Regions from separate parts of the Mus musculus genome. Here regions 1 and 3 are each linked to region 2. A link is a loop called in an ENCODE intact Hi-C map of the cell type or tissue named here. Cell type or tissue: left cerebral cortex. All regions are shown on one strand.

The links. Peaks named below come from ENCODE experiments on the same cell type or tissue, not always from the same donor. Only the 100,000 strongest peaks of a DNase experiment are listed, where the experiment ranks them.
Region 1: it touches region 2 in a loop (3-fold over the local background); 15 of 42 quality-filtered maps call a loop at or near these places.
Region 3: a loop joins it to region 2, with 2.8 times the contacts of the local background. A loop is called at or near these places in 5 of 42 quality-filtered maps.

The regions. Positions count from the first base shown.
Region 1 is chr5:36,986,402-36,991,401 of GRCm38, forward strand. It overlaps Wfs1 (wolframin ER transmembrane glycoprotein), which reads right to left and starts at 2,581. Exons shown (of 8, transcript NM_011716.2): 1 at 2,465-2,581. In left cerebral cortex, CTCF peaks have their summits at 2,413 and 2,918; DNase peaks (open chromatin) are centred at 2,663, 4,032 and 4,413; H3K4me3 peaks cover 1,558 bases; H3K27ac peaks cover 766 bases.
Region 2 is chr5:36,833,392-36,838,391 of GRCm38, forward strand. No RefSeq gene overlaps it. Among named protein-coding and RNA genes, the nearest start is that of Man2b2, 5.2 kb to the left of the region's middle. In left cerebral cortex, a CTCF peak has its summit at 2,727 (motif pointing right); a DNase peak (open chromatin) is centred at 2,750; H3K27ac peaks cover 361 bases.
Region 3 is chr5:37,107,466-37,112,465 of GRCm38, forward strand. All of the region lies in intron 7 of Jakmip1 (janus kinase and microtubule interacting protein 1), which reads left to right. Among named protein-coding and RNA genes, the nearest start is that of Jakmip1, 25 kb to the left of the region's middle. In left cerebral cortex, a CTCF peak has its summit at 2,210 (motif pointing left); DNase peaks (open chromatin) are centred at 249, 1,539 and 2,215; H3K27ac peaks cover 626 bases.

The DNA of each region.
Region 1 (5,000 bases), 150 kb after region 2:
TAGGATTTGAAAAATTATCGGTAGAGAAAGATAAAAGAAATGCCCCTCCTCCAATGACAATACTTGCTATCTCTGGGTAAGAAACTTAGCTGGTTTTATTTTAGCTTTTAAAAACATACATGTCCTTAATTTTCTATTTGAATGTGGAACACTTAGGGAATGGAAATGAAGCATTATTTTAAAATCCACCAGTGACCAAGTCCCTGGCCTGTGAGGTCCACTCTGGCCTGGCCTGACCCAGCCCTCTGGCATAGAACTGACCCTCAAGACAAGGTCACAAAGCCCTTGGTGGCTCCCAGGTGCCTATTTTTGCCCAGAGTATTAAGTCCAAACCAAGGAACAGTCCAGCTCTCCCAATGTGACAAGATCGTGGGAACAGAGGGGGAGTGAACAGGGAGGGGCATGGGCTGCAATGGTGGACAGCCAAGCATATCATGTCTGGCACCTGCTCTGTCCTGGCTGTGTGGGCCTATGAGCCCCCAGTGTGGGGCACTGAGCCTCCCTGTCCAGCAGAAGATGCTCCAGGGCTAATGTTTGAGCATCTGACTTGGTGGGAAGGTGATATCTGGTTAGACAGTCCAAGATGGAAAAGCCATGGGAATGGACTGGGCAGAGGCATGCTTCTCATTTAATGGTTTTCCCAGGTTATGGACTTTGCAGAGGTCTGGCCGAGCCTTCAGGACAATCAGAAGAGGAAGGAAGATTTTTTTTTTTCAACATTAGATGCGCCCATACCCTGGAGGAAGGGGTAGATAGTTAGGCAGACATCAGTCCCCTGTAGCCAGAAGAAATACCAGGCTAGGAGATGAGTCTGACCCATAGGTCAGAGGAATGTAAGAACCGTTGAGGGTGGCTGGAGCTACAGAAGACCAGAGAGGAGCATGGGAGCCATCCAGGCAGAATGAGAGGCCTACAACAGGGCAAGCGCTGGGGCAGACAGGACGCCAGAAAGATTGGAACTGGACTCAGTAAGAACTAAGAAGTGGGGACTCAGAAGTGGCTTGGCATGTGGCTGGGGGCTTTAACCTCCTTTCTAACGTAAGAAAGGTGGGAGAAAGGGTACCTTGGAGAGAACAGCGCTCCTATCCATTGCCACTGCATCACCACCAGGGACAAGGACACGTCTGGCATCTGTGTAGTGTTTCGGGGCCAAGATTGAACTAGGTCTCCTATGCGACCAACCCCAAACCTTCTGAAGGCATAAGGGAGGCTGGCACTGGGGTGTTCTACACGCTTGTACCTGGGAAAGAAGGCGAGGGGCATCTCTACCCAATCCTGCCTGTATCTGAGGAGGTCCAAGGAACATTCAGGAAGAAATTGGAACATAAACTCTCTCTAGATTCCTAGTTAGATGAAAAAGTACCTGCGAATGGCATCAGCACCAGAGAGACATAGGTCAACAGGTGAGGGAACTGGGGAGGTAGCCCCTGTGATCGCCATGGCCTTCAAGAGCCTAGGACATGGGTCCGAGTGAGGGTTGGATTCTAGAGAGGAAAGTCCCAGCCAACCACCTGGGGTCTTTGTCCAAGGTGACAGAGGAAGGGCTGCACCTGCTTGCCTGGGGGAGGGGGAGGGAATTGGAGGTGGGAGGAGGGGGTAGAGGTTCATTAGCTCTGTCCATTAGGTGTGTGGTCCTGTCCAGGCCCCAAATCTACTGAGCCTCTGTGTCCAATGGAAACTGTAAGTCCTACCCCTAGGACTAGGGGCCCGAGTACACGGTGGAGGGTGACAGTGTCAGGGAGATAGTTCCAAGAAACTAAAACGCTGTTTTATTGGACTCTCATATAAAGATAACTAACAAAATACGTTGAAAGGACGCAGCTCCATCACACCCAAAAGTGCAGGATCAGATTTTCCAGAAGGCTTCCAGTTCATCTGACCAGAACCTAAGTTCCTCTAGGTGCGGTGCATACCAGAGCTGGGGTCACACAATGGCCAGCAGGTACCTAATAGGGTGGGTAACTATGGGCGGGTCCCAAGGGTTCCTACCTCCTTTTCTGAGGACCAGGAAAGAGAAAGAAACAGACACACGGCTCCTGGGTGGGCTGAGCCCCCACGCGCCCCAGGAATCAGGTCCTTCATGGTCCTGGGTAGGGAGTCCAGGGATGTAGGTCTTGATGGGGCAGCTCTGGAGCGTGGGCAGCCTCTCCGACACGCTGTCCCCATCCGCAGCGCGGTCATGCAGGGAGATTTGCGGGAGTGCCGGGACTCCAGGGCTGAGTGAGAGGCGCACGGCTTGGGCACAACTGGCCCAGTTGGGGCAGTAGACGCCTCGGGCTCCGTGGAGCAGCGAGAGTCCTGGCCTCCAACTTCTAGCAACTTGGAGTGGACTTGGGGCTCTGCCACCCATCAGGGGAAACTGAGGCCGGGAGAGCAGCGCCACCCAGCGCTCCGAAACCCTCCCTGACACTGCGCGCCCAACGCCAAGGCCAAGGCCATGGCACAACGACCCTGAAGAACTTACCGGCCGCAGTGCTGGGCCTCCCAGCCCGCCGCGAAGTTGCTCCGAAACCGCGGAGATTGCAGCGGCCAGCTGAGCAGGCGGAGCGCGCGGCCCTACATTCAGCGCGGCCCCGGGAAAGGGGGCGGGGCCTGGGCGGGGCCTCTGCCACCCTCCATTCCTGCTGCGACCCAGGGAGACTCGGCTCGTTAAGTCGCCGGCAAGCCTGCCAATCACTATGTGCTGTCGCGAATCACGGAGCGCCTCGCCTTGCAGCGACTTGCTCTCTTGGGTCGCCAGGAGGACAGATGGCGGCGAGAGGGCGGGTCTGGCCGGCCCACAGCTTAAGTTTCCGAGTGGACTCGGCCCCGGCCCTGCCCCCTCGCCGCCCCGCCTCCAGGACATCTCTTTCCTGACCCAAGCTTGTAAGCCTGCTGCTTAACAGGTGGTTGGACCCAGGAACAAGTCTCGCGCCACCTTTGGCCCGCCTCTGCATCGTGAGGCCCCATCTTCAGACTTCAGACCGGCTATTACAATACTGACTAAGGTCGCGCACTTCGTGCCAGGCGCCCTAATTCCGACGCATTGAGATACACAGAGGACTCCCCAGTGTAGCAGCGAGTACAAAAAGTGTGTGTGCACGTGCTACCAAGTACTGCCTTAAATGATCAAAACCCAAACCCAAAAGCAGTTCAGCACTCTTTAAAGATTAGCCAGACGATAATGCCAGGCTCAGGCAGTTGGAAGCCCCTCCCCCCTCCTTTTTTTTTTTTTTTTTTTTTTTTTTTTTCCTCAGGAGTGTCTGAGAGGTGTGGTTTGGAGATCAAAACTACAGTCTTGTTTCCGTGCTCCTTCCTTTCCTGAACCGCACATCTCACTGCACCTGCCCCGGTGATCTGCACCAACAGGTCAGGCTGACAGAGACAGCATCACCATCTTATCAGGAGGAGGTTGCTCACTGAACCACTACAACCAAATACTTTGATTCTGCACCTGCTCAGGGTCTAATCTCAAGTACCCCAGCTAGGCTCACAGAGGAAGGAAGCTTATCCCAGCAGAGTGACTCTGTCCTGCCTCCATCTGGGGCCCTTTCAGAAGCAGAGATTTTCAGGTTCACCCCCTAAGTGTGGGGTGGCTGTTTCGGGGCGAGGTGGGGCAAGTTCAAGAAGCAGGAGCACCAGATGGCAGTGGCTTTTTCAGAACTATAGCCTTGCCTTACCAAAACAAGTTGCTAGAGCTGCTGGAGGGGTTACATTAAAAAAAAAAAAAAAAAAACTTCTCCCAATATGGAAAAGGAAACGTGGCCTCTGCCATAGCAATTCACATTTCCATGGTAACTAATTGTCTTAATGCATTTTCTGTTGCTATGACAGAATATCTGGGACTAGGTAATTTGCAAAGGAAAGAAGTTTATTTGGTTCATTGTTCTGGGGGGTGGGAGAAGCCAGGACCAGGCAGCACATGGCAAGGGCCTTGTCCTGCATCAACGTGTGCAGGAAAACAGAGAGAAAGGTGGGTGGCACCAGAAGAGTAGAAAACATAAGGCGCCACTCTTTGTAACTAATTAGATGACAGTAATTAATGCACCCCTCCAAAAGACATCAACACCCTTCATGGCCTAACCACCCATTAAAGGCTCCTCCTCCTCCAAACACTTCACAGCTAGGGACAAATGTCAGCGTCTGCTACTGCTAATGTAAATGTAGTTTAATTGATACATGAAAGTTATACAGGTATGTGGAGTACTGTTTGAGGAGCACACACACACACACACACACACACACACACACACACACACAGAGAGAGAGAGAGAGAGAGAGAGAGAGAGAGAGAGAGAGAGATTTAAATCAGGGTAAACATAGCTCAAGCATTTGTCATCTCTGTGAAGTTTTCCTTCTATTTTTGAGATTCCCAGCACACCACCACAAGCACAGGGCCACTTTATTATGTGACAACCAGAACTTCTCCCTCCTCTGACTCAGTGCCCACCTCCCACCTCTCCCCATCCCACCTCCTGCAAACCACAACTAATCCACACACCTGTCTCCTCCTCCTTCCCTCCCAATTATCTCTTGAGCATTTAAAAGTTCTTTAAAAACAAATTTAGTGAGTTTTTTGGGTTTTTTGGTTTTGCACTCGGCCCACCTACCCTCCGTCTGGGGTGGCTGGGGCTTGGCCCACCCTGAGAATTAGCATCCTGTTCACACTTGCAAGGCTTAGCACAGAGAGGCCTGCACTAGCTGGGCTTTGCAGACTCATTCTTTATGGCCTCTATGAGCATGCATAGCATGGTCATCCACTCCCGCTGGCCACTGTCCAGGAGGTCAAAGCAGCCTGGCTCTCAGGATGCTGTATAAGCTGCCACACCCAGAGGCCAGAATGGGGCAAGTCATGGGAAGGACAGATGGAATAAATCTTCCTGTGGCTAAGGGAAGAGAGGGTCTTATAAAACTGCATCTGACCACTCAGGGGGTCTCAGCATACAGCACCACACTGGCTTCTCCATGGAGCTGAAAAGGAAAAACGAACAAAGTCAAAAGGTAAAAAGTTGGGGGCAGCC
Region 2 (5,000 bases):
CTTCATGAGTGTGGATGAAATGCGGCCGCTCTGTTTGATGCCAGGCCATCGTCATGCTCCTGTTGCCAAACCTCCCCAGCTATGATGGACACTCTCCTCTCTGGAACCATGAGCCAATCAAACACTTTCTTTTTCAAGTTGCTTTTTGTCATGTCACTTTATTCCAGCAACAGTGACGTACCTGGTATGAGTAAGAGAGGAAGGAAGAGTCTCCAAAGTTAAACAGGTCATTGCTGGCTTCAGGAGGCTGAGAAGGAGCCAAGGCCATGGTGAGTGACAGCCTTGAGGGTCTGGAAGGTGGGGAGACCCAGCTGCACAAGACCCCAATGGGAATGACCTACACATACCACTCTGGGATCTGGGACTGCAAAGAGCCAGCCTGCCTCCATCTTAGGCTTAAAAGCCATCTTATAGTAAAGACAAACTAGGCTCCTTCCTGTTTATGAATAAACCACCGTTTCTTTAGGATTGGGCTATGCCCTACCTGTAACCTTAACTACAAATGATTCTGTACTGCCTGTTACAGGAATGCTAATCATGCCTTCATTTCAAAAAGTTATTTATAATCATCTTGCAAACCTTTGTTTCAAAATGTTATGTGACCACCTATGACTACCTTGATATGAGCATGACTACCATGCTACGTCCACCTTGCAACCATGTCTTTGTCTCAGAAGGAATTGGCTGGCAATGCATGTGTTCTGCTCTCACAACCCCACCTATTGTGCCCACCAAATCCTGTATTTAGAAACCTCCTACTCCTGAGCTATAAAAGCCCCGTCTTCCTCACATCCAGTGCTGACCTCTCAACCTCACCTTAGGGTGAGGCAGCCCATGTACACAAATAAAAAAGCTTGCTTTATATGGAGCAGAGGATGGCCTAGTCGGTCATCATTGGGAAGAGAGGCCCCTTAGTCTTGCAAACTTTATATGCCCCAGTACAGGGGAACTGCCAGGGCCAAGAAGTAGGAGTGAGTGGGTAGGGGAGCAGGGTGGGGGGAGGGTATAGGTAATTTTCGGGATAGCATTTGAAATGTAAATAAAGAAAATATCTAATTTTTTAAAAAGCTTGCTTTAGTTAGTTGCTTGCTTGAATTAATTTGGCCGTGATGACTTGGGTTGGTGGTCTTTTTCCTCTCCTCTTTGGGATTAACAAGTCCACTAATTTCTGATTTCTGACACCCAGAACTATCAGGTAAGGAGTTTTTGCACGACGGGAGCCTACTTTGTCACCTTTTCAAAGCACGCAGGTTTGCAGTGCTACCATAGTGTGTTTCTCCCAGCATCTGCCTAGGATCTTATCTTGTGAGATGTGCAAGTTACAGCTGTCGGGGTGGGTCAAACACCTCTGGTCCAGGTCCTGCTATGTGGCACATCCTTGGTGAGAATGCACAGCAGCCTCAAGGCTGAAGGCCACACATTCTAGTCCCAGTTAGCTGGAGGGCACACAGGGCCTCCTGTTGTCCCCTTAGAATTCATGTGACCACACCTGCCATCCCACTAGTTTCTACTATGATTCTACTTGGCACCCTTCCAGAGAGTTTACATTTACGCTTATGATCTCCTTTGTACAACTTTCTTTGTGAGATGAGAGAGATGCAAGTGATTTTGTATTTCTTTCTGTGGATGTGAGATGTTTCTCCACCACTGGTTAGAAAGACAAACCTTTGGTACATGGAGTGAACCCCTACTGCAGACACAGAGACCCCTGCCTTCTGGACAGATCCTTCCTGTGGTGTCATGAGCATGCCCATTAGTCTTCTCTGCATTTTGTAATACTGAGTCTGCTAGGAGTTTTATTACATTGAGGCCCAGCCTTGGTCTTATGGCAAGAATACTTTATATAGATGAGGTAAGTTTCCCAAACTGTTCCTTGTGAACACCCATAATTTGCTGGCTCATCCACTAGAGGTGGAGAGAGCAAGGAGCTATTTTTGCTTATTAGAGGGGCAGCAGTGTTGTAGCTATGTACAAAGAGCCACAGTTTTAGAGAGGCTTGCTGACTCTTAGGGACCTGAGGAGAAATAGGGAGGAGGGAGATGGGACAGGCAAAGAAAGCATTTCAGGGTCACCATAGTGATCCATGTACTTGAAGGATTTCATAGTTTTGCTTCTGTTGCTGTGATAAAGATATTAGACACAAAGCCACTTAAAGAAAATGGGTTTAGCCAAGCAACAGGGGCTCACAGTTAAGGGTGGAGAGTGAATGCATGCATTCATGCATGCTTGCTGGCTGGCTTGCTTGCTTGTGCTCTGCTCCATTTTTCTACTCTTATACATCTCAAGACCCCTTGCCTAGGGAATGGTGCCACCCATAGTGGGTCTTCCATCTCAATTAATTTAATTAAGACAATCTCTGCAGAGTGATTCCATGCAGATGATTCCTCCCTGGGACTCTTTCCAGATGATTATAAGTTGTGCTGAGTCAACAATTAAAGCTGGCCATCATAGAGAACCAATGAGGAGGTCCTCATTGGTCCTCTGGTGGGGACAACGGGGATAAGGCTTTGTCCAATTTGTAAACGCAAGTTTGGTTTGCACAAGAGCCTCTCCACAAAGATCTCTGATGAACTTGAGCATTTGGGTGCCTTTAGACGTCTTTATGCTTGTTCCTAGCACCATTGTCTGTTTCTCTTTCTCCACCATCCCTCTCTTTCCCTTTTCTACTTTTAGCTTGTTCTTCAATTTTGAACAGTCCATGTAACAGCCTGTTCTCTGCATGCCACCAGAGGGCGCTGCGACCTAGACAGTCGCTGTTCTTGGTGCTGAAATCTTGGCCACTCGTGGAGAGCCTTAGAAATCCATCAGCACTTGAGGCCTTCATCCTTTTCTCTCCCTTTGAAAACACATGCTTAAGCACAATAGATATACAATCTTACATTATCAAGCATCTCCGACTTTTGAACTACAGAGGTATGAAGGGACACTGAAATGCTTAGTGACAGGCACCTTGGGAGTTTTGGCTGGAACCTGCATTCACCAGCTCTGTAGCTCTAGACTAGTTACAGTATTACTCTGAGTCTTGATTTTATAATCTGTAAGGTGGGCCCCCTTACTTTTTTGTTTTTCATTATGTGTGTGGGTCTGTATGCAAGTATGTGCATTCGGATGCTGGGCAACTGGTCTTCCAGAAGATCAGCTTGTGCTCTTAACCTCTGAGCCATCTCTCCAGCTCCAAGATAACCACTTTTAAGCCATTCTTGTGACCCTCACTGAGGGGGTGTAGCATGGGGTAATCACTCTGTTCAGTCATTTATGGTCCTGTGACCATGGCTGGTGTGTACTGAGCATGTCCTTTGTGTTAAGAGTCTTTCAGGGATATTCTCTCATGTGTGTGACATCAGGAGAGGTGATGCCTGCTAATCCTGTCACCTCTGACCTCCCACTGACTGTAAGTGAAGTAGGACCACTCTCTTGATCTCTGCTTCTGCATGGATAGGCCTAGCAGGATTTGCAAAGGTGGGGCTGCACAGCTCTGACTACTGTGGCCTGTGAACTTACCTGATGCTAAGTCAGCAACAGCAGCTATCATCTTCCACAGGGACCTAATTTTTTAGCCACCAGCTGAATCTGTGCTGCTGAGACTCCAGTCTCTACCCCTTTAGTCTTCTGAGACAACCTCTAACTATTGTGTTCTGCAGTGGTCAGCAGTGGCTGTGTGTCCAGTCACTTGGATTTGACTTCTTTACCTTATTGGATATGGTGATCTCCAGATGGAAACACGCCAGGAATCGTTGTGTTCTGCTGCAGTAGAAGAAACTTGGGCTCTCAAGATTGAGTTAACTGTTGCAGCAGCCCTGGCTGGCCCACAATAGAAAGTTCAGTTTCCACCAGAGAAACCAGGAGCATGAGGTGCAGAGCCTGGTCTGGAATCATCGAGTGAGCATTCACCTGGGAAGAGATTCAGGGCCCCCGTCCTCCCCACAGCCTCTCTTACGAATGCTTGCTCTCTGCTCTCATAAAAAGATAGGCCCAGGTTAAAGAATCCTGCCTGACTTTGTGAAGGTTTGGGACAGTGATTTTTCTTTTTAAAAATGGGTTAATTTTTACTTTATACTGGCTTTTTGCCTGCTGATGTGTCTGTGTGAGGGTGTCAGGTCCCCTGGAACTGGAATTGCAGATAATTGTGAGTTACCTTGCGGGTGCTGGGAATGGAACCCAGCTCCTCTATGAGAACAGCCAGTGCTCTTAACAACTGAACCATCTCTCCAGCTACTGTGCAGTAATTGTTTTAATTTAAATTTTATTGCATTATGGTGAAAAAAGATACATGATTTCAATTTATCTGAATTTGTTAACATTTAAAAACATATATTGAGTAAATAGACTTACATCACATTCTTCTTTCCCTTTTGTTCCCCAACTCCTCCCAGAGATCCCCTTTAAATACCTGCCATACCTTTTGTTTTTATCATATTCTTTAAAATTTATAAAATATTACAACAATAAAAATGAGCATTATAAAAGTTGTTTGATATAAAACAATCAATTGAACTGTCTTATGTAGATGCTTGTCTACAGCAATACTGAAAATACATACATTTTTCTCAATATAAATTTTAAATAACTCAAAATATATTAACTGTATGATATTTTGAGATAATATATCACTATTAGGTTTTTAATGAACATAAATAGATAAAGTCTTTTTGTTTGTTTTGTTTTTAGTAGAGCTTAAAATCTTGGCTCTTACTATGGTACAAACACAAAATAAGAACAGTTTTTGGACATTGGAGTTCATTGTAATAAGGCTCTACTGTTATTTTTCTTAATTGTATTTACATAGTTTTGTGTGTGTGTGTGTGTCTGCGTGTGTGTGTCTGTGTGTGTTCATGCACACACCCCAATATGCAGGTGGAGGTCAGAAGACAACTTGCTGCAGTCTGTTCTCTCCTTCCACCATGTGAGTGCCAGGAATCAAACTCAGGCCATCGGGCTTAGTGACAAGCACTTTACCCACCGAGCCATTTCATTAGCTCTGGGCAGTGATTTTTTAAACC
Region 3 (5,000 bases), 270 kb after region 2:
TATTCATGGAACACTTACTAATGAAATTCTGTGTTTGGACCTTGGGTTATGTGCATCCAAAATTTAAAAAAAAAAAAAAAAACATAGATACTCAGGCCTTCTGAGGGATTTGAAGGACACTCAGCCTCATTTTATGCCTCCTAACTGTGTGTTACGGGATCTCAGGCGCTTTGTTGAGAGGTGTGGAATGGAGTCCTTTTTGTAACATGTGACTGCTGTCTCCCAGAGGCTGTCTGGGTGTGCCATCAGGAGAGAGCAGAGCTGGGTGGGGAGACTTAGAGGTCCCCGGGGAGGCTTAGAAGAAGCTGTGGTTTGAATGTCAGCCCCCCTGGCCACCTGTCTGAGATGGATCTCTGCTCCTTCCTGAACTGGCACCTGGCAGCTTCGTCTTCTGACAGAGATGGTTAGAGAAGTGCTTCTGGGTAAGAAAAACTGCGAAGGTATGACAGCAGATGGCCAAAGACGTACTCCCTGGTGGAGTCAGAGTGGCAGCAGGGGGTGGTGGGGACAACCCTTATCTGGCCCAGAACACCTAATCTGGCCCAGTTGGCACAAGGTAGGCTGATGGCGTCAAGCATTCCACTGTTTAAAGGGAAGCATAAGCCTTCACCTCAGAGTGGTGGAGAACGCCTGTGTCCCCAGCACTGGACAAGAGGAAATGGGAAGATGAGAGTTCAAAACTAGCCCTCTGGCTAATTGGTGAGTTTGAGGCTGGCCTGGGCTATATGAGGCTCTGCGTCAATAAGCCAAGAGATGAGAGAGGGGCAGATCCTTACATGTTATTTCCCTAGGACTGGCTGAACAAAAATGGGTCCCTTGGAATGACAGGAAGTTAGTGTCTTATAATTTGTGAGACCAGAAGCCTGGCCTCAAGGTGCTGGTGAGGCCAGGTCTCTTCCCTCAGGCGTCTCGTCCGGAGGGCCCCCTTTTCCATTTCCTCCAGCTCTGGGGTGTTCCAGTGATAGTGGCCGTTCCTTGCACTACTCCAGTCCACTGCTGGGTCACACTGTCATCTTTAGGGACACCGGATGTACTGGGTTCAGAGCCTATAGTGCCTCAGTATGAGGCGCTTCTTCAGGACCTCTTGCATAGTTATCTTTGCATTGACCAAATAAATAAATACATACATACATACATACATACATACATACATTCTGCAGCAGCACAGTCAGGAAGGACTTCAGCATATCTTTTGAGGGGACACAATTTAGTCATAATACCTTTATATAAAACCCAAGGATTTTTAATGTGGATGTAAATGTCAGAATGCAGAGCGTGTAAAATGTGTCTCTGAGCCATCTCTGCCCCGCCCCGCCCCCTCCCCGGGTAGCCAGTCTGAGTTCAGTCTGTGAGTCTGAGCTCATGGTTGCTTGGATTAATTAGTGGTCACCCCACTATCTCAATTCATCCTCAGAGCCACCCTGGCTCTTCCAGTTACGGGAGACAGAGATGTAGAGATGAGGATGAGCCAGTGGGCAGATGGGGTCGAGCCTCGGACTCACTGTCTCCAGCAGGCTGAGCTGAGTCAGGGGCAGGTCTTTGTGTGCTGATCTTAGATGCTCAGAAGGCTGTGTATGATGCTGCACGCCTTTAATCCCAGCACTCTGGTGGCAGAGGGAGGTAGTTTGAGACCAAGTTGGTCTCCACGTATAACAAGTTTCAAGCCACCTCAGTCAGGGCTTCCTAGTAAGACCTTCTCCAAAACAAAACAAAACAAAACAACAAACAACCTCAAAACTAACCAACCAAACAGGAAAAAAACCCGGACAAGTAGGAGGTCCAGCATAGCTGTTTGCATTCACAGACCTATTGACACCCACCTTAAAAAAGCTGGGGAATAGCAAGTGATGTCCCCATGGCTTGTCCCCAGGGTGGGCCAGAGTCTGTCCTACATTCACCTGGCACTTAGAATGTTTACTGCCACGTAATCTGCTGAATGTGTGGGCCATACACTTGTTCAGCGCTGCAGGCTTGCTCACTCCCTCCTGTGGTTAGGAGGATCGCTGCAGTACCCCCACACGATAGCCTTCAGCTGATTCCAGTAACTGTGTTTAGTGACTGTACAATTATTTGCCTGCCCTTTCCCCTTCTGGGGAGGGGGGAGTGGCATTTTGCTCTGGTGGTAAATGTCACTGAAGTAAAGTCACTTTGAGCAGAAAGTCTGGCTGGTTCTGGCTGGTACCATCTCCGTGGTTGCAACATGGGCCTGATGGGGAGAAAGCGCCCCCTGCTGCCAGAAGAAGGTTGTGACATCTGCAAACAGTGCTTGTGAGACAGGAGTTAAACTACTGAGGGTAGGTAGATGGTTGGTTCACACTGCACATGTGTGGCATGAAACAATCCATAATTAAAGGTTACCAAGAAACCTGTTGTGAGGTAAGATTACTTCAAGCCTACGTGGCCTGTGAAGCCTTAGTCCCAAACCCTAGTTTTGAAACTTAAAATGTTCTCAGTATCAAATAAAAAAAAATTCAGGTTTTGGATTCTGGATTAGTGATACTTAACTGATAAAGTCTATTTAAAAAGAATCCTGCCACTCAGAAAAACTCAGCAGTTGTAAGTACTTGTGCTTCCAATCGTCCCAGATAGGGGCACTCGGCCTGTCTTCCACTGGTCCTGATCTCTGAATCTGCTGATTGGGAGAGACATTAACAGCACAGCACGCCAGCAGTGGGGGAGGGGGGTGCGTGGGGGGGGGTGCATCTGTCTCCAAAGAGTGCCTGGCACCGAGCAGGGGGCTGACTGACTAGGTGCACAGCCTCTCCCGAGAAGTACGTTTGCAGGACATTGCCTACCTCAGAGACGCAGGGGTGTGTGCGTACGTTAGTGCCAACCCTAGAAGGTCGGGTGTGGGAAAGCTGTACGGATTCTGTTTTCTTAAAGGTAGGATTGCTTATAGCCCAAGTTGGCCTTGACCTCCATGTGTAGTTGAGGCTCCTCCGGCCCCACTTCCTGAGTGGTGGGGTTCCTGGCGTGCTCCACCAAGCCCTGTTTTATGTAGTGTTGGAGGCTGATCCAAGGCCTTTGTGCCTGCTAGGTTAGCCCTTCAGCAGTTGATCTGCATCCCCAGCCCATGGGAAGTGGCTTCCCTCTTACTGTTTCCTGGGCCACCAGCATCTCTTTTTCTCCAGATTCGTGTAGGCTGGCTTTCATCCCAGGATCCTGCTTTTTAGCCCAGCCCTGTGCAGACCGGGTGGACAGGCGGCTTTGCAGCTTTGGGCTTGAGCATGATTGTACTCTTCCGTGCCCCATTGGTGCCCTTCAGGCCTGGTGCATCCTGGTCTCCTCCCACGGCTGAAGTACTGATGGTTTCTTTGTCTTTCCCTATAAGTGCCCCTCCCCCCTTTTACTCTGTATGGTGTATATCCTAGGACCATGTCAGGTCTCCAGCTTCACAGACCATTTGAATGAATTCATTGACACTTACAAAACTTTTCAGAAGCCTCCCAGATCCATCCCTGCTCTTGACTCCTGACACCTAGACCCTAGGGAAGCCTCTAGACTCTGAGGACTCTTGTATTAGTTAACTCTCGTTACCATGGAGACCAGGTGTCTGCCAGAAACAACTTTAGGGAGGAAGGGCTTGGGTAGGCTTACAGCCTCTGACGGCACTGTCAATCATGCTGAGTTCGTTGATTCTGGGTCCCTCCTGAGCCAACACATCATGGGAGCAGGAGCACGTGGCACGAGCTGCTCATGTGCTGCACAGGAAGCAGAGGAAAGGCATACAGGAAGGGATCAGGGCAGATACAGTCCCAGAGACACTCCCTCAGTGACCCGCTTCCTCCAGCCAGGCCCCACCTCCAAGTTTCTACCACCTCTCCACCACTACTCAAAACCTGAAGCCATCTGATGGCTGTAGTCTGATAGTCTCTGGAGGTACACATGACTCTTTTTTTCCTGGGTGTTTATATCAGTCCATTCAGGTGGACAGTAAGATTGACCATCATACACCCTGATGCACAGGTAATGGAGACAGGGCAGTGTCCCCAGTGGTGGTCCTCATATTTAAGTGGTCTCCACAGTCCTAAGGACTTAGTGTCACTCTGGGCTTCCCAGGAGCGCCTTCTCCCACCATGGGATTCCCTCTGGGGCAAGACTATGCTGACTCTCTGTGCCTCCTGCTAGTTTAGGCCAGGCTAACATCAGTTCCTAGTGAGAGGTACAGGGGAAACCCTAGTTGATTTCTTGGGCCCTGTCCTGGAGTCTAGGGACCTTTCTCTGCAGGGGTCTGGCAGCAAGGAGGCCTCAATATGGGACAATGAACCGGACTGCAGGCTGTCAGTAGCTGCTATTCCATAGCCATGTGAATTGAACTCTAGCAGAGCTCTGAGCACATGGGTGATGGGGATCTTGGGTGTAGCTGAGAGACTGAGGCCTGGAATGTTGAGCAGTCAGCCCCAGCACAAACTCTGAGGCCTGAGACAAGGGCATAAGCTCCTAGAACCTGCTTCCTGGTTCTCAAAACGAAATCACATTCAGACCAGGAGATCATACTGGAGACCTGGTTCTGTGGCTGACCATAGTTGGTAATCAAGAAATGATTGTGCCTCCTTCCTCCCCTCTTTGTCTTAGAACCTTAGCCTTGCTGCATGTTCTAGTTTGCTTTCTATTGCTGTAGTAAACGCCATGACTATGGGAGGAAGGACCTTGATTCAGTTTACGGGTTACAGTCCGTCATCGAGGGTGGTCAGCACAGAAACTGGAGGCAGGAATCTGAGCAGAAACTGAAGCAGAGACCAGAGGGGGCTTTTAGCTACTGGCCTTCTCTCTGGCTTATGCTCAGCTAGCCTTCTACAACACAGGACCTGCTCAAGGGTGGCAGTGCCCAGAGTAGGCTGGGCCCCTCCCACATTAGTCACCACGAGAGTTCTTCACAGACGTGGCTACAGGGCAGTCCTATCAAGGCAGTTCTTTAATTGAGGTTCCCTCAGACGGTTCAGGGCTGTGTCAGGTTGACAGAGGAGGCGAGCTAGGTTATTGTGGCTGGGCCAAATGCA